2 separate regions of the Homo sapiens genome follow, and region 2 is linked to region 1. The links are chromatin loops, found by intact Hi-C in ENCODE. Cell type or tissue: B cell. All regions are shown on one strand. Each heading gives the region's core, and the rest is flanking DNA. Links, peaks and the distances in the headings are about the cores only. Region 1 overlaps GSTCD (glutathione S-transferase C-terminal domain containing). Region 2 has its middle 220 kb from the start of TET2.

Evidence for each region. Peaks named below come from ENCODE experiments on the same cell type or tissue, not always from the same donor. Only the 100,000 strongest peaks of a DNase experiment are listed, where the experiment ranks them.
Region 2: a loop joins it to region 1, with 24 times the contacts of the local background. A loop is called at or near these places in 3 of 110 quality-filtered maps.

The regions. Positions count from the first base shown.
Region 1 is chr4:105,710,526-105,720,744 of GRCh38, forward strand. GSTCD (glutathione S-transferase C-terminal domain containing) reads left to right here. Exons shown (of 12, transcript NM_001370181.1): 2 at 7,068-7,514; 3 at 8,535-9,002. The coding sequence starts at 7,089. Among named protein-coding and RNA genes, the nearest start is that of GSTCD, 6.9 kb to the left of the region's middle. In B cell, for the core only: CTCF peaks have their summits at 5,374 (motif pointing left) and 5,576; DNase peaks (open chromatin) are centred at 3,876 and 5,356; H3K4me3 peaks cover 660 bases; H3K27ac peaks cover 994 bases.
Region 2 is chr4:104,926,512-104,936,730 of GRCh38, forward strand. No RefSeq gene overlaps it. Among named protein-coding and RNA genes, the nearest start is that of TET2, 220 kb to the right of the region's middle. RefSeq lists an enhancer at 4,138-4,477. In B cell, for the core only: no CTCF peak of the experiment used is centred there; DNase peaks (open chromatin) are centred at 4,430 and 4,750; H3K4me3 peaks cover 700 bases; H3K27ac peaks cover 767 bases.

The sequences.
Region 1 (10,219 bases), core at 1,578-9,577:
GCCTGTTTTTGTTTTTTTAAACTTGTTTTACTTGTAGCTTTTGTTTCATCATCTGTGATTTTTAAATAAAAATAAATACTGAGTATCCAATTAGCTTTTCTAACAAAGAATAAATACTTGGAATGCAGATATTGAAACCATTTAGATTAAAACAAGCACAGGTATTGTTTGCTGTGAAAATTCAGTAATTTTATTTCATACTTGGTAACATGTTAGCCATTTGCGCTGTCGATCACTGTTAATTATGAGGTCGGGTTTAGCTGAAGGCATTATGACTCCATGGCAACAGATGATTCCCTGATTCTCCAGAGAGATTACACACTTCGTTTGTGGCTAAGGTTACTGTAAGCTTTTCACTTAAAAACTTTTCCTACTTCTTTACCAGATAAGAAAACAGCTAATTTTAATCACTGGCTTTTGTTCTCTAGGACTTAACTGCATCCCATATTACGTATTTAATGAGCTTGAAAAAATCTCAGTGTTTTTCTTATCGTTTTTGACCCTAAATATTTAAGGTAATTGGCTGCTATCTATCTGTTGAGGGGCATGTTTTTTTGTTTTGTTTTGTTTTGGTTAAATCTATATTATTGTAATAAAATAGGGTACAATTTTCAGCCAAATACTGTTGTTTTATGAAAAGCATAAAACACAAGATAAGTTATAAAATTCAAAATGTTGAACATATGATGTAGGAGAGAATTTAGGCAGGTTTAAATTTTAATCTTTAAGAAAAGTAAGTGTTTGTGATTTTTCATACTTATAAACTGTGTTGAACTTCTTATTTTGTACAATAGGTTGATATGCACATGGATTAAGGGTTTCACGTTTATATTTTACCATTTCATGATTCCCTGGCTTTCAGCCTCAGTAACAAATATGTTTTTTTTCAGTATTTGGTTGGGAAAAACTTTTCAATCAATATAAATCCTTTACCTTTCATGGAAAGAAGCTTGAAAATATAAACCATAATTTGGGTTTTGCCCATCAAGGTTTGCATATTTTAATAGTGCCAGTTGATAAGGAATTTGGTTATAAATTATAAAGAAATAATAGTAGCTAGTATTTATTTAAGGACTTAATATGTGACAAGCTTTTTTCTGTATGGCACACTACATGGTAGGTACAGTTATTATTGTCTCCATTTTATTATATAAGTGAGGAAACAGATATGCAGAAAAGTTTTTTATAGCTACTAAGAATCAGAACCAGTATATTTGCACCCAGGTGGTCTGGCTCAACAGTCTCGGCTCTAATCTATTACTTTATAATTCTTGTTTTATAAATATTCTTGCTAGGCACATGTATGGAATCTAGTTAAGATTCTTAGTTCCTTTGCCCTGGATATAAGTATACATAAAAACTTCTGTGCTTGCTTTATTTATGAGTTTGGTTAGATTCCATTTATACTTTTCCCGATTCACCTCACAAAGGTGATCTTATTTCTTCATTTTAATTTATACTTAGTTGGTCCTTAAAATAGAGTTATTAATTTGGAAAAGAAAGAATGGTGTCATGAAGAATGAGATACACATTGTACCAAGACTAAAGTTATTAATAATACTCTCAGACAGTGATTTCTGACATTCATATATGTACATTCATTCCTTGAACTAAAGTTTCAGTTCATTAAGCACTGGAGATGTTATAGTGTTAGGTGATAAGAGCTATGAAGAAAAAGGGAAGCTAGGTAAGAGGCTAGGGTGTGCTTTTTCAATTCAGGCAGTCAGGAGAGGCTGTTCTGAGTTAATATTTATGCAGAAAAATCAATGAAATGAGGGAGCAAGCCCTGTGAATCTCTTGGAGAAAAGCATTCTAGGCAAAGCAATAGCAAGTACAAATATTCTCAAGTGGCACCTTCCAAAAACAGCAAGGACAGCTATGGCTGGAAGGGAGTGAAGAAGGATAAGAGATGAGGTCAGAAAGGGATAGCTAGGGTCACAGTAGGCCTATAGGCCATAATAGGAAATTTGGATTTTATTTTGAGTGTGCTGAAGAGCCATTGGATGGTTTTGAGCACGAGACATCTGATTTATGTTTTTAAGGATCACCCTGTTGTTGGAGAATGGACTGTTTTATGGAAAGTGGAGGAAAATAGTTAATAGGCTTTTGCAGTAGTCCTTGTAAGCACTGGCGATGACTTAGATTAAGGTGGTAGTGGTAGAGGTGCTGAGGAGTTGGATTTAGCATATACTTCAAAGGTAGAGATGGCAGGGTATGAGAGAGAGAAAAAAAGAAGTTGAGTGGGACTTTTGAGTTTTTGGCCTAAGCATCTGGGTAATTGGTGTTGCCATTTTACCAGGAAGTAGAACACGAAGGGAAGGGGAGCAGGTTTAGAAAAACATCCACATGGAGATGTCAAGTAGAATATAGTAGTCTGGAGTTAGAGGAGAAGATACGGCTGGGATATACATGTAAGAGTCAGATCATATTTAAAGCTATGGCACTGGAGATCACCCAGAACAGTGCTGTCATATTGTGAGTTGTGCCCCATTAATGAGTCAGGAAATCAATGTAATGAGTAACAACCAGCATTTAAAAAAACAAGCACAGAGTAAAAAATATCAGATTTATCCCATATTGTAGGATAAGTATTGCTTCATGACATTTTTGTTTCTATTTTATTCAGTGTATTGTGTGTTACATTATAAAATATATACCTAATTGTGTGGCATGCTCAAAAGTTTGAAAGCCAGTATTCGAAGGATGGAGTGTGGATTGAGCAGAGAGCAAAACACTGAGCTGTGGGTCACTGAGACATCTGCAGAGTAGCCAATGAAAGGAATCAGGAAAGAATTGCCAAAGAATTTAATCCAGTGCAGAAACTTGTCAAATAACCCAGCCTTTGGAATGGAAGTTTATATCAAGGATTACTGAAACCAGCATACTTGCTTAGAATAACATAATATCTGACAATTTTCACTTTGGTAAAATTGCTTCAATTTATGAAATTTTATTTATAAATAGTACTGTTATATTAGAACAATACCTATTCTTAAATGTCTCTAAATAAGATCTTTTATGAATTTAATTAATACTTTTGGACTGATGTACAATTCTCATCTCTATAATGGAAATAAAATACTTTTAAGGATTGTGAGCATTAGAAGTAATGCACATGTTCTGTGTGCTTAGCACATAGTAGGTGGACAATAAAATGTATGTAATATTTAAAACTTTATTTACCTAACATTTGTTGAGCTCCTATCAAATTGTAGTCACAAAGATAACTTATTTGAAAAAACAAAAAACAAAACACAGGTTAATCATTTGCAGCAGTTATGCACTTTTTGGTCTTCATTATATAATATATAATTTATCTAATATATAATGTTATGTATACATAATGCCATAGATCTTGACTTGAATTTTGATCACAAAATTTTCAAGCTTTATTTTTTCTGGACTGTGGAGAAGTATGCTTGTTTTTAATATGTTTACTGTTTATCTCTCATTCTCTGTGTTTTATCAAGGCTAAGATATATTCATTAGAATGAAAGTGAAAAAAAAAAACCAGATCTGAATGCCTAAATATTAAACCTATGACTAATTCCACCATTTAAAAATATATTAGAACATTCCTGAGTAATGAAATCAAAGACATAATCTTTTCTTTTTACCCATTTATTCATTCGGCAAGATTCCCAAGCAAATTGGCACGTCCAGGAAAGAGATGCACACTCTATTTAATATCCTGAAGTTTGTGGTTTTGTCTGCTACTTTCTCACTCCCTCTCTGCAGAGTGGCACCTGTCAAAGCTGAGAAAGAGTAAATTACTCTATTTCTGTGCTTGGCAGGAATGTAATATGGAGTAACAAGAGCTGTGCCGCAGAAGCCCTGGAGACAGAAGTTGATTCTATAGTACCTACCTTCTTAAAGCTCGTGACAGAAAATTAGCGAACTAAGGCATTCTGAAGCTAGAAAAGAAAAAAGAGGAAGGATTTTTTTTTTTTTGCCTGTGATATTTGCATACTTGGAGCAAATACTGGTTCTACTCTCTAAAAAGGCACAGTGCAAGCCAAAAACATCACATTTGTACAGGTTTACAAATATTTAATATTTATTTTAAAAATTATATTAGTACATAATAGGGAGACATTATTCAAGGAGAGTAATTTTTTTTTTTATTCTAAGATCATTAAGTAACATTTTTAATCTCCCAGGGGGAAAACCAACATCTATATTAAAAAAAATACGTTAAGAATCAACAGTACTTTGTTGCATTTTCTCTCAGGCATCTCATTAATTTTTAGATATCACCATGGGCAGGTTATTGCTATTCTGTTTTGCTGACATTTAGCATTTTATTAAGTGCTAACAGTGAGAAGAGTTTATAGAATATGTCTAAAATCCTATTTTCATATTCTTATGTGCCTTACAACGTGGCAAATATAGGCATACTTTTTAAAAGAATATTTCTACATATCTTAAAAGCTATTAAATAGCATGGCTTTGTTTCCAGTTTTTTAAAAAGTGTTAGGATGAGCCTCGTAATTACTATTTTTTAGACTGTTGGGCAAATGATGAAATCAGTCATGTTTTCTTTCAAAACTGCTTTCTTGAAACACTTAGGGGTGAGTCTTCTTTTTACTCTCCTACTGTCAGGAGAGTGAGTCCAGAGCAAACTCCTCAAAAAGACTGTTAATTCCTGGAAAGTGTGGTTGGTCCTTTTTGCCCTAGTGTTGTTACAGATCTCACTTTGTTTGACTGTTTTTAAGGACTTATAGCATAAAGGTGTTATATTAATAATGAAAATATTTCCAGAGCTCTATTCAGCTTTATAAAAAAACTCTTTGAACTTTGATCTTTAATAAATACCTTTTTGTTTTAAAATTATCTCTCAGTGACAAAAATTTTTAAAAAATAAGCTCAGGGAGAAAATGGCATCTGTAAGTTAAAAAGTTGTTGCTTTTACAGTATATAAAATAATTTTCCCCCAGATAATCTTTTAAGAAGTAACAAATCATGGTATATATCTGTTATATTTTAATAGAAGAAATATAAAATAAAGCAGTAGTGATTATTTGTATTATTAAGAAACTTAGATAATACTTTACTGACTATATTTATTTTTTATAATGGATTACAAGTTCCTTAGTTTTAAAAAATGAAGAACTAAGAAGCTTAAAGTGTTTAGGTCTTGTTTCAGATTTTTTTAAAAAAGGGATTTAAAATATTAAAGAAAATTTAGTATGATGAAGGTTTTCTAAAATTAAGTGTACACTAACATTTTGAATACACTTAAAAGACAAGAGGTGCATGTGTACTTTTTAACAGCTTTTAAAGTAATTTTCCTTCTAATATGTCATGTTTCTGGTACGTATTTCCATGGTGAATACTTTTAAAGAGTGCCATCTAGTGTCAGTTTTGGAATTGTAATTTATGTATTAGAACATTAGGAATTTTTGACCCGGGAAATGTATAAACATAAAAAGACAGGACAATTGATAAAAACCTTAAGGAATATGACTTGAAAATAGCCATGAAGAATCTGACCTCAAGACTGTGTGTGTTTGCACCTTTAACCAGTATGTATATTTATCTCTGCTTTCATTTGTCAAATACTGCTTGCTTATATATATAATAAACCTATAAAGCAGTGAACAAAAAATTTTTACTCATGGAACATTCTAGTTAGAGGAGACAAATAATAACATATAGTATATCACCATAGCAATAAGCGCTAGGAAGAAAAAACATAGATGGAAATAGAAAGGTTTTTTTCAGGGAGCGTGGGGATTGGGGTTTGTGATTTAAATTGAGTAGTCAGGGAGGATCTCAGTAAGAAGTTGCCATTGAATAAATAAATACCTGAAGGAAGTGAGGAAGTGTTCTAGGTACTGGAAACACCAAATGCAAAGGCCCTGATGTGAGAATGTACCTAGTGTTTTAGCAAGGGTCCCCAACCCCTGGGCCCAGGACTAGTATCCATCTGTGGCCTGTTAGGAACCCCACCTCAAAGTGGGAGGTGAGTGGCAGGTGAGCCAGCATTACTGCCTGAATGGCGCCTCCTGTCAGATCAGCAGCGGCATCAGATTCTCATAGGAGCTCCAACCCTCTTAACTGCACGCAGGAGGGATCTAGGTTGCACTCTCCTTATGAGAATCTAATGCCTGATGATCTGAGGTGAAACAGTTTCATCTGGAAACCATCCCCATCCCCCCACCAACCTCCCATGGAAAAACTGTCTTTCATGAAACTGGTCCGTGGTGCCAAGAATGTTGGAGATGGCTGTTTTAGAGGAATAACAATCTACTTTGGCTGGAGCAGTGAGCAATGAAGAAAGTTAATGAGACAAACTCTGAGACATAAAGGAGGATTAGATCAAGGAGATTTTTGTAGGCTGTTGCAGAAACTTTGGCTTTTCTCTAAGGAGGGTGGGAAGACCTTGGAGGGTTTGGTTATGGGGGTGTGAAGGAAAAGAATGGTGTAACCTGAGATGGGAAGACACATAAGGAGCAGGTTTGAGGGGTGGGAGAGAATAAGGAACTGGATTTTGGACAGGTTAACTTTAAGATAGCTATCAGTATCCATGTTATGGGGAAATTTAAATATTTTTATATTATGATTCAGCACTCAGCAGCTATCACTTACTTGAGGAGAATCCACTTCTCCTGAAAGAACGAATATCCCCTCCCTATTATTTTGTAGGGTCGTAAAAAAGAAGCAGTATGGAAGGACCAGCACTGTCAAAACTTCTCAAGGATATTATCCCCAGACAGCTCTCAGTATTTTTGGTTAATTTATTTCCCCTTCTATTTATCTCCTGTTCTCACATATAGTGAGACCCCAAAATACTTGATTGGGAGGGCTCTATTGCAAAGCACTGGGGTTTGCTCATTTTAAAGGAGCTGGGTGTAATATTTCCTCTAATGCTAGTTAATTGCACAGGGTGGAATTTTTTTCTTTTGGAAGTCATTTAGTCAGTCTTCAGAAACAAACCTTATAGCATTATTATCTACTGCAAATTTTTACTGATTTCTAGAACAGGCTTTTGAAACATTCATCTTTTATTTTAGCTTCTAAATGATTATATTCTAAGACCATAATCACTTCAATTTATACTTTAGGTGACCCAATGAAAGAAGAAAATGAAAGCCATAAAGAAAAGTCTTACAGAAGAAGAATACCTGTACCTGGACTTTTCTCACCAAACAGAAGGATGCATCTTTCCTCTTCATACATCTGTAACTTTATTTCTGTTATCTTACTGTGACTGTAAAATCTTTAAAATTTGCTTAGTTGTCACCAAAGAGGTGAGTAGAGATAGTTCACTACTAAGAGATGACCTGATCCAGGATGTTGAAATACAGATTATTTCAAGGCAGGAGCTCCCACCAATAGTCCAAAATTGCTGTTTGCCTGCAGTAGTAGAACGATCAGACAATTTTTGTAGAGCAGGACTTGCTGTTGTATTGAGACACATAATCCAGAAATCCTATGAAGCAGACCCCTTAAAGAAGGAACTTTTGGAACTTCTGGGCTTTAAAAAGACTTGCTTGAAAGCCTGTGCTGAAGTAAGTATAATGTCTTTTTTCTGTTATTTGAAGCTACACAGTGATAACATAATTACCTGACCATTTAATATTTTAACTTCCTATTAGGAATAAAAGTTTATTTATTTTAAAAAACCCCAGTAACCAATGAAATAAAGTAGCCCTTTGATATAGTTTGAATATTTATCCCCTCCAAATTTCATGTTGAAATGTGATCCCCAATGTTGTTGGAGGTGGGACCTGGTAGGAGGTGTTTGGGTCGTGGGGGCAGATGCCTCGTAAATGGCTTGGTGCTCTCACTGGGGTAATGAGTGAGTTCTTGCTCTATTAGTTCATGAGAGATCTAGCTGTTGAAAAGCGCCTGGTACCTCTTCCTTGCTCTCTCTTGCACCCTCTCTCCCCATGTGACATGCCTGCACTCCCTTTGCCTTCTACCATGACTAAAAGCTTCCTGAGGTCCTGATCAGAAGCAGATGCTTCTTATATAGCCTGCAGAACCATGAGCCAAATAAACCTCTTTCCTTTATAAATTACTCAGCCTCACCTATTCCTTTACAGCAATGCAAATGGGCTAATATACCCTTTACGTGTGTCAATATTTCAGTGCAGTATTGAAAAATAAGAATTTAAGTCTTAATTTATAAAGTTTGGAGACATTTTTAGAAAATAACTCTTTTTTCTTTATTTTAGTTATGTTGATTTTTAAATGGAATGTTTACATATAAATAGGAGCTCAAATAGCAATGCTTTGGAAGCCCTGCTTATTGTGGGGGCTAGGAGGAGGGTAGGACAGGGGAGGTATATTGTAAAGGCTTTGGGAAGTAATGATTTATTTAGTAAGGGGAATACAGGAATGCTAAACTTCTTTTGCTTAATGTTTTTACTTCTGAAGCACTGTGATGTGTCTCCTGATACAACATAAAAGCCTAGCCCAGGGATGATTGAGCTCAAAACTTATTTCCCAATAAGACAGTTATTTTTTCTAAAGTTATATTGAAATTAAAAAATCTTTTCATTTCTTGTTTTGTTTTTGTTTTGTAGGTTAGTCAGTGGACCAGGCTATGTGAACTCACCATCCCTTTGGCTATTGAGAATTTTCTCAGAGAATCTTCTGACCAGCCCCCAACTATACCTGTAGAAATACTACAGCTAGAGAAAAAGCTTAGTGAGCCTGTTAGAGTGCATAATGATGATAAACTCCGCAGGCAGAAGCTCAAGCAACAGAAGGCTGATGGAGTTGGGCCTCCCCTTACTAAGGGAAAGGCAAAGAGCAAGGTCCACACACAGGAAACATCTGAAGGGTTGGATTCTTCATCCAAGAGTCTGGAACTGAAAGTGGCATTCTCAAAGCTCACAGTACAGGAAGAACCAGCTACTACCAACAGAGAGCCTTCTCACATCAGAAAAGCAAAAGCCTCCGACCTTCCACCTCTGGAGCATGTGTTTGCAGAAGGGCTTTACTTCACTCTGGCAGATATTGTGCTCTTGCCCTGTATCCATCATTTCTTGGTAAGGTTTCATCTGGACTGTACACATTACTATGAGTTTCAGTCTATGAAATTGCCTAGGTTTGAATTTCTGTTTTACTTTTTATTGTCAATATGCTGCTAGGAAAGTTATTAATATCTTTCTCCATTTTCTTATCTGTAAAATGGTGATAATAATAGTACCTATCTAAAAGGAAAAATGTAAGGAACAAATTAAAGTTTGTGTGAAGTATGGAGAACAGTGCTTGGCACATAGTAAGCTCTCAATCAAAGTTAGTAATTACTATGACTTTTAATGTGAAGTTGCTAAAATGTTAACAATTGTTATTATTAATTTCAAGTTTCTGTTGTGATTACTTTCTAATAGTAGAAGGTCCAAGTCGGCTCTGTGGTGCAATGGATACTCCGTTGGACGTCTACTATTAGAGGGTGCAGTTAAAAAAAAAAAAACTAAAAATCTTGTCAGCTAAATTTTATAATGAATTGTTAGTCACTTAAATTAATCTTATGTTAGGTATTATCAAACTGAAAATATTTTATTCTGACCTGTGTGCTTTTCTCTGTTCTCTCTGAGAGTAAAGTAGCTGGCTCTGTTATTATGTGCTGGGGGAGAATAGATAGAACGTTTTCTGAGTAGGAAGATCTCTCTCTCTCTCTCTCTGTCTGTCTTACATACACACACTCACACACGCACACACGTGTGCACACACACATTCCCTCTGTGGAGGAAAAAAGAACAGGGTGAAAATAATACCAGAGTGAACATAGGAAGCTTAGCTCTCTGCAGCCTTCCAATTGGTTTTCAAGAGCTGCATTGCTTTTTGCTTTTGTTTGGGTTTTTTTCTTGGAAGCATTTCCCCCTTTTCCCTACTAAGGAATCAGATATTAGATTTCATTCTCATTATATATCACCAACAATTCAGGTATCTCTATGGACAGAAGAGACTGCTATCGAAAATCTATGTATTTGAAGGCTTTGCTTCACAAGTAAACTCGGCAGTATTCATCAATTGTCATTTTCTTAAAGAACATTTCTCTTTTCCTCAAAATTGAACCAAATTTGGCAACCAAAACAATATAAAAAGAGAGAGATCCAGGAATTGTTTAGATGTTGATTGCTATTTTAAATGCCAGATGTCATATGTCTTCACAGAGTCCATGGAGTTGAGTGGGAAGAAGACATTGATTTTTAAATTTTTTCCTAGTCAGATGATTCCTAGGTTCTCTTCTCCATGATCC
Region 2 (10,219 bases), core at 1,164-9,163, 780 kb before region 1:
AATGCCAGCATCTAGAAAACTGGCAGAGTTTCCAAATGTTAATCCCATCATAAAAGATGAACATCATTTCAGTCCAGCTAAATTAGAAATATAAGATGATGGAAATGGCATGCATTACTCCTATAACCAGTCATCCAAAATAAATGGGCTCATTTATATATAGCTTTGCTATTTAAGAGATATTTGAAGGCAGTCAAGCTTAAAGTATAAGTTAGAACATGTCATGTCAAGCAACTTAGAGAATCTCATAACTAATGTTATTTTTACCCTGAATGTACAGTTCACATTCATTATTCCAGGTAGAAGCTTCATCAGCATCCCCTAGCACATTATGAATTCCTAATCCAAGACTCTCTCGTCTATAAGCAATGTGTTTCTTCTTTTTGCTGTAAATGATATATGGACTCCAGAGAGCAAAGTTTCTCTGTAACACATCATTCCAAAAAGGCTCTTCCCACCTCCATCCCCAGTAGTAAGCAGATTCTTTGCAGAGTTTCCATTTACCTACTTGAACACAACGGTGATTTAAAAATCTTTATGTTTATTATACAATCATAATGGGATGAACACCTTTCATAAAGAATCCAGTGCTCTTCAAACAGAAGTAACTTACTTTGTACAGCTACAAATATCTTAGTATCTTTTTAAGGGAAAGTATCATCAAATAGAACTATTCTCAGGGTAGACCCATTAAACCAGTCACAAGATAAAGAACATAGGTAAATACTGTTCTTAATTGCCTGGACAACATTCTGTAACTCAATCGAATACTTTCTAAAACTATATATGTCCGTAAAGTAGTGTATCATTTTATTTTGTCACCTAGTACTTAAAAGCAGTGTTAGAAAGTGCATTGAGTCAAAAGTGAGCAATTCAAATTCTACAGCTATGAGCCTCTCCATCTTTATTTTTTTCTTTTGTCAAATATTGTATGATTCTAGAGGCTAAAACAGTTCCTACAAATGCCTACCCAGAAAGGAGAAGCAAGCAAAGGAAAGAAGGGAGGGAGGAAGGAAGCATGGAGGTAGGGAGAAAGACACCATCTACTTGGTCCTGCTCTGTAATACTTGAAGGTTCTCCCTGTGATTTTATTCTGTCTTTGGATCTCTAACAACCCAACAGCCACCATTAGTCACAAAAACACATCTGTGTTTAAAAAACTGTCCACAGAAAATTGAAGTGAGTGATCTATACATCACAGAAACAAAAGGAGAGAGAGATGTATATATATATATATATATCCTTTTTCTACACTATTATATATAATAGTAGAGAAAAGCCTCAACACAAGAAATAAGGTTATTACACACAAAACTTAGATATCCCGGCCAGGCATGGTAGCTCATGCCTGTAATCCCAGTACTTTAGGAGACCAAGGCTGGATGATCACTTGAAGCCAGGACTTCAAGACCATCCTGGGTAACATAGTAAGATCTTATCTCTACAAAAAATACAAAAATTAGCTGGGCATGGTGGCACGCACCTGTAGTCCTAGTTACTCAGGAAGCTGAGGCAGGAAAACCACTTGAGCATAGGAGTTTGAAGCTGCAGCAAGCTATGTTCATGCCACTGTACTCCTGCTTAGGTGACAGAGTTAGACTCTGTGGAGAGAAAGGAAAGGAAAGAGGAAAGAGAAAAAGAAAGAGAAAGGAAAGGAAGAGAGAGAGAGAAAGAGAGAAAGAAAAGAAAAAAATAAAGTTAGATATGCAGAGATTTTGAGATGACCTACAGAATTCATATGGATCCACAATCCTTATAGCTAGATCCTTATATGATTGCTCCAAAAATGTACATTCTGGACCTAGCACATTAGCTAGCCCCCCAACAATTCTTAATTTCTAGTAGATATGGCAGAATAATGTTACATGAAATGGTGGTATCAAGTTGTTATATGAGAATGACAACATAGGAATCCTAATAAAATGCTTGTAGATGGTCTTTGAGGTCAGTTAAAAATCACCAAATATTTTTGACGGCAATATCTCTAGTACTTGTACCTCTGTTTATCTGTCATTATCTCAAGTCTTAGTTCCTATTGATTAAATCTATTTAGCAACAGTTATAAAATTTTTCTTCTAGATGTGAAATGGCCATAGGGACTCTACTTCCTGGTTAACATGTCTTAATGAATCACCACATTTTCATGTTTTCCCACAGGAAAGGAACATGGTAAAATAGAAATAGGTTAAGATGTAATGATCTCCCCCTTTCCTGAATATGCCTCTGAATCGCTCTGTGTATACCTCTGCATTCTTTCATTTGCATATAAGGAAACCACTATGGCTTATAGCTTTTACAAACTGATGCCAATAATGGTCACATATCTTACAAAGATCTAGAATTTATTACAAAGTAATTAAAATCAATAACAACAACAAGAAAACAAACTTCCAAAAGGTCAAAACTTTAACCAATCTACATAATCACTAAAATTTAGCACCAAGTATTAAAAGCAAAGACATAAAAGCAATCCTGTGATGAATTTCCATACACATAAATATTCACTAAGTAGGAAAATACCTGATTAAAGAGTTAAAGAAATTTTATTTGTAACACTTTCCTTAAAGGGATTTTTCTTTTCCAAAATAGTATAAATCATTGTATTTTAGACCTCCTACTATCTACTTTATTGGTCTAAAGATTATTGGTACTTTAATGATAAGTTAAATACATTTTAACAGAAAGATAATTAAATGAACACTTGAAGTATTAACATAATTACATATAGTCAGGCAAATTCTGTGTATGAGATGAAATGTCATTCCAAAAGTATCTCATTGCTGTTTTTGTGTCACATTTAGACATGAGACACTGAGTATATACTTGTCGGCTAAGTGTTCACAAATCCTACTAAGGGCATGTATTGGGGGACTTGGCATTGCCAGGTTGTAGAGAGTACTTGCATCTCCTTGCATCAAATTTGGATGAAATTCTAAAACCATATAGGCTGCTCCAGAATACATCCGGCTTCTGGTGGATAAATAGGTCCACCATTTCTGGTTATTTTTCTAAGTAAGTTGTAAAAACCCTCCCTATGTAAGGCCTATTTGACAAGTATTTTTTCTAGTACATAAAACTAGAATATGATAAAAAATTTTTATAAACATAACTCAACCTAAAACTCTTGAAATATCTTATGGTTTATGACAACACACACATTCAATTACTGGAGACACATACTAAATACTACATATTTGTTGATAAAGCTGAAACTCCTAAACCTACCAAAAAGGCCTTCAAGACTGCCACCAATTCCATTTTCTTCCTCCACAGTGGAAGACTAAAAACTGCCAATCAATGACTAATCTCCCCTGTTTCTGCTATCAGAACTTGTCTGTATACAAGAGCAATGTGCTCATCTCTAGGAGGTGATGAACAACCATTCTAAGGTGATAATCACAATGTTCTTTCCCTTTGCCATATAGTCATTTTTTCACTCTCCTTTGCAACTAGGAGGGATATTTTCTAATAAAAGAGACCAATGGAGCTGGACTCTCCCCTTCCCTCTTTCTTCTTCTTCCTGCATGGATATGATGCCTGGTGTTGTGGTAGCCATATTAAAAACCGTGGGGCCTTCAGCCAAAGGGGAAAAAGCCAGCAAATGAAGGAAGGAGAATGCAAGGTAGAAAGAGCCTATATCCTTGACAGCATCATGAACAATGGGAGCAATGCCAGCAATTTTCTATATTCTTACTTCTTGCTCTGTAGGAAAAAATAATTCCTTATTTACTAAAGCCACTGTTGGATTGTGGCTGGCAAGATGTCTGAATAGGAACAGCTCCGGTCTGTAGCTCCCAGCGAGATCAACGCAGAAGGTGGGTGATTTCTGCATTTCCAACTGAGGTGCACAGCTCATCTCACTGGAACTGGTTAGACAGCGGGTGCAGCCCATGGAGAGTGAGCTGAAGCAGGGTGGGATGTCACCTCACACAGGAAGCACAAGGGGTCAGGGAACTCCCTCCTCTACCCAAGGAAAGCCCTGAGGGACTGTGCTGTAAGGAACAGTGCACCCTGGCCAAGATAATATGCTTTTCCCACGGTCTTCGCAACCTGCAGACCAGGAGATTCCCTCCGGTACCTACATCACCAGGGCCCTGGGTTTCAAGCACAAAACTGGGCAGTCATTTGGGCAGACATCGAGCTAGCTGCAGGAAATTTTTTCATACTCCAGTGGTGCCTGGAACACCAGCAAGACAGAAAAAGTTAGACCCCTGGAAAGGGGGCTGAAGTCAGGGAGCCAAGTGGTCTAGCTTAGAGGATCCCACCCCAAGGGAGCCCAGCAAGCTAAGATCCACTGGCTTGAAATTCTCACTGCCAGCAGAGCAGTCTGAAGTCAATCTGGCATGCTGGAGCTTGGTGGGAGGAGGGGCGTCTGCCATTACTGAGGCTTGAGTAGGTGGTTTTCCCCTCACAGTGTAAACAAAGCGGCCAGGAAGTTTGAACTGGGCGGAGCCCACCACAGCTTGGCTAAGCCACTGTAGCCAGACTGTCTCTCTAGATTCCTTTTCTCTGGGCAGGGCATCTCTGAAAGAAAGGTGGCAGCCCCAGTCAGGGGCTTATAGATCAAACTCCCATCTCCCTGGGACAGAGCACCTGGGGGAAGGGGTGGCTGTGGGCACAGGTTCAGCAGACTTAAATGTTCCTGCCTGCTGGCTCTGAAAAGAGCAGCAGATCTCCCAGCACAGCCCTTGAGATCTGCTAAGGGACAGACTGCCTCCTCAAGTGGGTCCCTGAACCCCGTGACTTCTGACAGGGAGAAACCTCCCAGCAGGGGTCAGCAGACACCTCATATAGGAAAGCTCCAGCTGGCATCTGGCAGGAGCCCCTCTAAGATGAAGCTTCCAGAGGAAGGAACAGCAGCAATCTTTGCTGTTCTGCAGCCTCTGCTGGTGATACCCAGGCACACAGGGTCTGGAGTGGACCTCCAGCAAACTGCAGCAGACCTGCAGCAGAGAGGCCTGTTAGAAAGAAAACTAACAAACACAAAGGAATAGGATCAATGTCAACAAAAAGGACGTCCACACAGGAACCCCATCTGAAGGTCACCAACATCAAAGACCAAAGGTAGATAAATCCAGGAAGATGAGGAAAAACCAGCACAAAAAAAGGCTGAAAATTCCAAAAACCAAAATGCCTCTTCTCCTCCAAAGGATCACAACTCCTTGCCAGCAAGGGAACAAAACTGGATGGAGAATGAGTTTGACCAATTGAAGGAAGTAGGCTTCAGGAGGTGGGTAATAACAAACTCTGCCGAGCTAAAGGAGCATGTTCTAACCCAATGCAAGGAAGCTAAGAACCTTGGAAAAAAGTTAGAGGAATTGCTAACTAGAATAACCAGTTTAAAGAGGAACATAAATGACCTGATGGAGCTGAAAAACACAGCACAAGAACTTTGTGAAGCATACACAAATATCAATAGCCAAATTGATCAAGCAGAAGAAAGGATTTCAGAGATTGAAGATCACCTTAATAAAATAAAGCATGAAGACAAGATTAGAGAATAAAGAATGAAAAGGAATGAACAAAGCCTCCAAGAAAATATGGACTATGTGAAAAGACCAAACCTATATTTGATTGGTGTACATGAAAGTGATGGGGAGAATGAAACCAAGTTGGAAAATACTCTTCAGGATATCATCCAGGAGAACTTCCCCAACCTAGCAAGGCAGGCCAACATTCAAATTCAGGAAATACAGAGAACACCACTAAGATATTACTCAATAAGAGCAACCCCAAGACACACAATCATCAGATTCACCAAGGTTGAAATGAAGGGAAAAATGTTAAGGGCAGCCAGAGAGAAAGGTCAGGTTACCCACAAAGGGAAGCCCATCAGACTAACAGTGGATCTCTCTGCAGAAACCCTACAAGCCAGAAGTAAGTAGGGGCCAATATTCAACACTCTTAAAGAAAAGAATTTTCAACCCAGAATTTCATATCCAGCCAAACTAAGCTTCATAAGTGAAGGAGAAATAAAATCCTTTACAGACAAGCAAATGCTGAGAGATTTTGTCACCACCAGGCCTGCCTTACAGGAGATCCTGAAGAAAGCACTAAACATGGAAAGGAGCAACCGGTACCAGCCACTGCAAAAACATAACAAATTGTAAAGACCATTGACATTGTGAAGAAACTGCAGCAACTAATGGGCAAAATAGCCAGCTAGCATCATAATGATAGGATCCAATTCACACATAACAATATTAACCTTAAATGTAAACGGGCTAAATGCCCCAAGACACAGACTGGCAAACTGGATAAAGAGTCAAGAACCATCAGTGTGTTGTATTCAGGAGACCCATCTCACATGCAAATAAAGGAATGGAGGAATATTTAGCAAGTAAATGGAAAGAAAAAAAAAGCAGGGGTTGCCATCCTAGTCTCTGATAAAACAGACTTTAAACCAACAAAGATAAAAAATGACAAAAAAGGAGCACCCAGACTCATATAATAAGATCTTAGAGACCTACAAAGAGACTTAGACTCCCACACAATAATAATGAGAAACTTTAACACCCCACTGTCAATATTAGACAAATCAATGAGACAAAAAAGTAACAAGGATATTCAGGACTTCAATTCAGCTCTAGACCAAATGGACCTAATAGACATCTACAGAACTCTCCACCCCAAATCAAAAGAATATACATTCTTCTCAGCACCACATCACACTTATTCTAAAATTGACCACATAATTGGAAGTAAAACACTCTTCAGCAAACGCAAAAGAATGGAAATCATAACAGTCTCTCAGACCACAGTGAAATCAAATTAGAACTCATGATTAAGAAACTCACTCAAACCACATGACTACATGGAAGCTGAACAACCTGTTTCTGAATGACTACTGAGTAAATAACAAAATTAAGGCTTAAATAATTGAGCTCTTTGAAACCAATGAGAACAAACATACAATGTACCAGAATCTCTGGGACAGAGCTAAAGCAGTGTTTAGTGGGAAATGTATAGCACTAAATGCCCACAGGAGAAAACAGAAAAGATCTAAAATTGGCACCCTAACATCACAATTAAAAGAACTAGAGAAGCAAGAGCAAGCAAACTAAAAAACTAGCAGAAGACAAGAAATAACTAAGATTAGAGCAGAACTGAAGGAGATAGAGACATAAAAAGCCCTTCAAAAAATCAATGAATACAGGAGCTGGTTTTTTCAAAAGATCAACAAAATAGACCAGTTGCCAGACTAGTAAAGAAGAAAGGAGAGAAGAATCAAATAGACACGATAAAAATGATAAAGGGGATATCACCACTGATCCCACAAAAATGCAAACTACCATCAGAGAATACTATAAAAACCTCCACGCAAATAGACTAGAAAATCTAGAAGAAATGGATAAATTCCTGGATACATACACCCTACCAAGACTAAACAAGGAAGAAGTCCAATCCCTGAATAGACCAATAACAAGTTCTGAAATGGAAGCAGTAATTAATAGCCTACCAACCAAAAAAAGTCCAGGACCAGACAGATTCACAGCCGAATTCTACCAGAGGTACACAGAAGAGCTGGTACTATTCCTTCTGAAACTATTCCAGTCAACAGAAAAAGAGGGACTCCTCCCTAACTCATTTTATGATGCCAGCATCATCCTGATACCAAAACCTGGCAGAGACACAACAACAACAAAAAAGAAAATTTCAGGCCAATATTCCTGAAGAATGTCAATGTAAAAATCCTCAATAAAATACTGGCAAACTGAATCCAGCAGCCCATCACAAAGCTTATCCACCATGATCAAGTTGGCTTCATCCCTGGGATGCAAGGCTGGTTCAACATCTGCAAATCAATAAACATAATCCATCACATAAACAGAACCAATGACAAAAAACACATGATTATCTCAATGGATGCAGAAAAGGTCTTCAACAAAATACAACACCCCTTCATGCTAAAAACTCTCAATAAACTAGGTATTGATGGAACATACATCAAAATAATAAGAGCTATTTATGACTAACCCACAGCCAATATCATATTGAATGGGCAAAAACTGGAAGCCCTCTCTCCCCACTCCTATTCAACACAGTATTGGAAGTTCTGGCTACGCAATCAGGCAAGAGAAAGAAATAAAGTGTATTCAAATAGGAAGAGAGGAAGTCAAATTGCCTCTGTTTACAGATGACATGATTGTATATTTAGAAAACCCCATCATCTCAGCCCAAAATCTCCTTAAGCTGATAAGCAACTTCAGTAAAGTTTCAGATACAAAATCAATGTACAAAAATTACAAGCATTCCTTTATACCAATAATAGACAAAAATAGAGCCAAATTATGAATGAACTTCATTCACAATTACTACAAAGAGAATAAAATACCTAGGAATACAACTTACAAGGGACGTGAAGGACCTCTTCAAGGAGAACTACAAACCACTCCTCAAGGAAATAAGAGAGGACACAAACAAATGGAAAAACATTCCATGCTCATGGATAGGAAAAATCAACATTGTGAAAATTGCCATACTCACCAAAGTAATTTATAGATTCTATGCTATCCCTGTCAACCTACCATTGACTTTCTTCAAAGAATTAGAAAAAACTACTTTAAATTTCATATAGAACAAAAAACAGCCCATATAGCCGAGACAATCCTAAGCAAAAAGAACAAAGCAGGAGGCATCACGCTACCTGACTTCAAACTATACTACAAAGCTACAGTAACCAAAACAGCATGGTACTGGTACCAAAACAGATATATAGACCAATAGGACAGGATAGAGGCCTCAGAAATAATGCCACACATGTACAACCATCTGATCTTCAACATTCCTGACAAAAACAAGCAATGGGGAAAGGATTTCCTATCTAATAAATGGTGTTGGGAAAACTGGCTAGCCATATGCAGAAAACTGAAAAATGGATTAAAGACTTAAATGTAAGACCTAAAACCATAAAAACCCTAGAAGAAAAACTAGGCAATACCATTCAGGACATAGGCATGGGCAAAGGCTTCATGACTAAAACACCAAAAGCAATGGCAACAAAAGCCAAAAGTGACAAATGGGATCTAATTAAACTAAACAGCTTCTGCACAGCAAAAGAAACTAGCATCGGAGTGTACAGGCAACCTACGCAATGGGAGAAAATGTTTGCAATCTACCCGTCTGACAAAGGGCTAATATCCAGAATCTACAAAGAATTTAAATAAATTTACAAGAAATAAACAACCCCATCAAAAAATGGGCGAAGGATATGAACATAAATGTCTTCTCAAAAGAAAACATTTATGTGGCCAACAAACATATGAAGAAAAGCTCATCATCACTGGTCATTAGAGAAATGCAAATTAAAACCACAATGAGATACCATCTTACACCAGTTAGAATGGCAATCATTAAAAAGTCAGTAAACAACAGATGCTGGAGAGGATGTGGAGAAATAGGAACGCATTTACACTGTTGGTGGGTGTGTAAATTAGTTCAACCATTGTGGAAGACAGTGTGGCAACTCCTCAAGGATCTAGAACCAGAAATGCCATTTGACCCAACAATCCCATTACTGGGTATATACTCAAAGGATTATAAATCATTCTACTATAAAGACATGCACACGTATGTTTATTGCAGCACTATTTACAATAGCAAAAACTTGCAACCAACCCAAATGCCCATCAATGATAGACTGGATTAAGAAAATGTGGCACATATACACCATGGAATACTATGCAGCCATAAAAAAGAATGAGTTCATGTCCTTTGCAGGGACATGGATGAAACTGGAAACCATCATTCTCAGGAAACTAATACAAGAACAGAAAACCAAACATGGCATGTTCTCACTCATAAGTGGCAGTTGAACAATGAGAACACATGGACACAGGGAGGGGAATATCACAAACTGGGGCCTGTCAGTGGGTAGAGGGGTAGGGGAGGGATAGCATTAGCAGAAATACCTAATGTAGATGATGGGTTGATGGGTGCACAAACCACCAAGGCACGTGTATACCTATGTAACAAACCTGCACGTTCTGCACATGTATCCCACAACTTAAAGTATAATTTTTAAAAGGTTGCCTGCATTAGATAAATAATTTAAAATGAAAATGCCACTGTTAGTCATGTTCTTTATTACCTGCAGCCAACGCAGCCTATTCAATAACTTCTGCTTCATGCCTGCAATGCAGTCCCATTGGACATTCATCATTGCCCCAAACATCATACACTTCCCTATCTTCATATCTTTTTTCTACCTAGCTTTGCA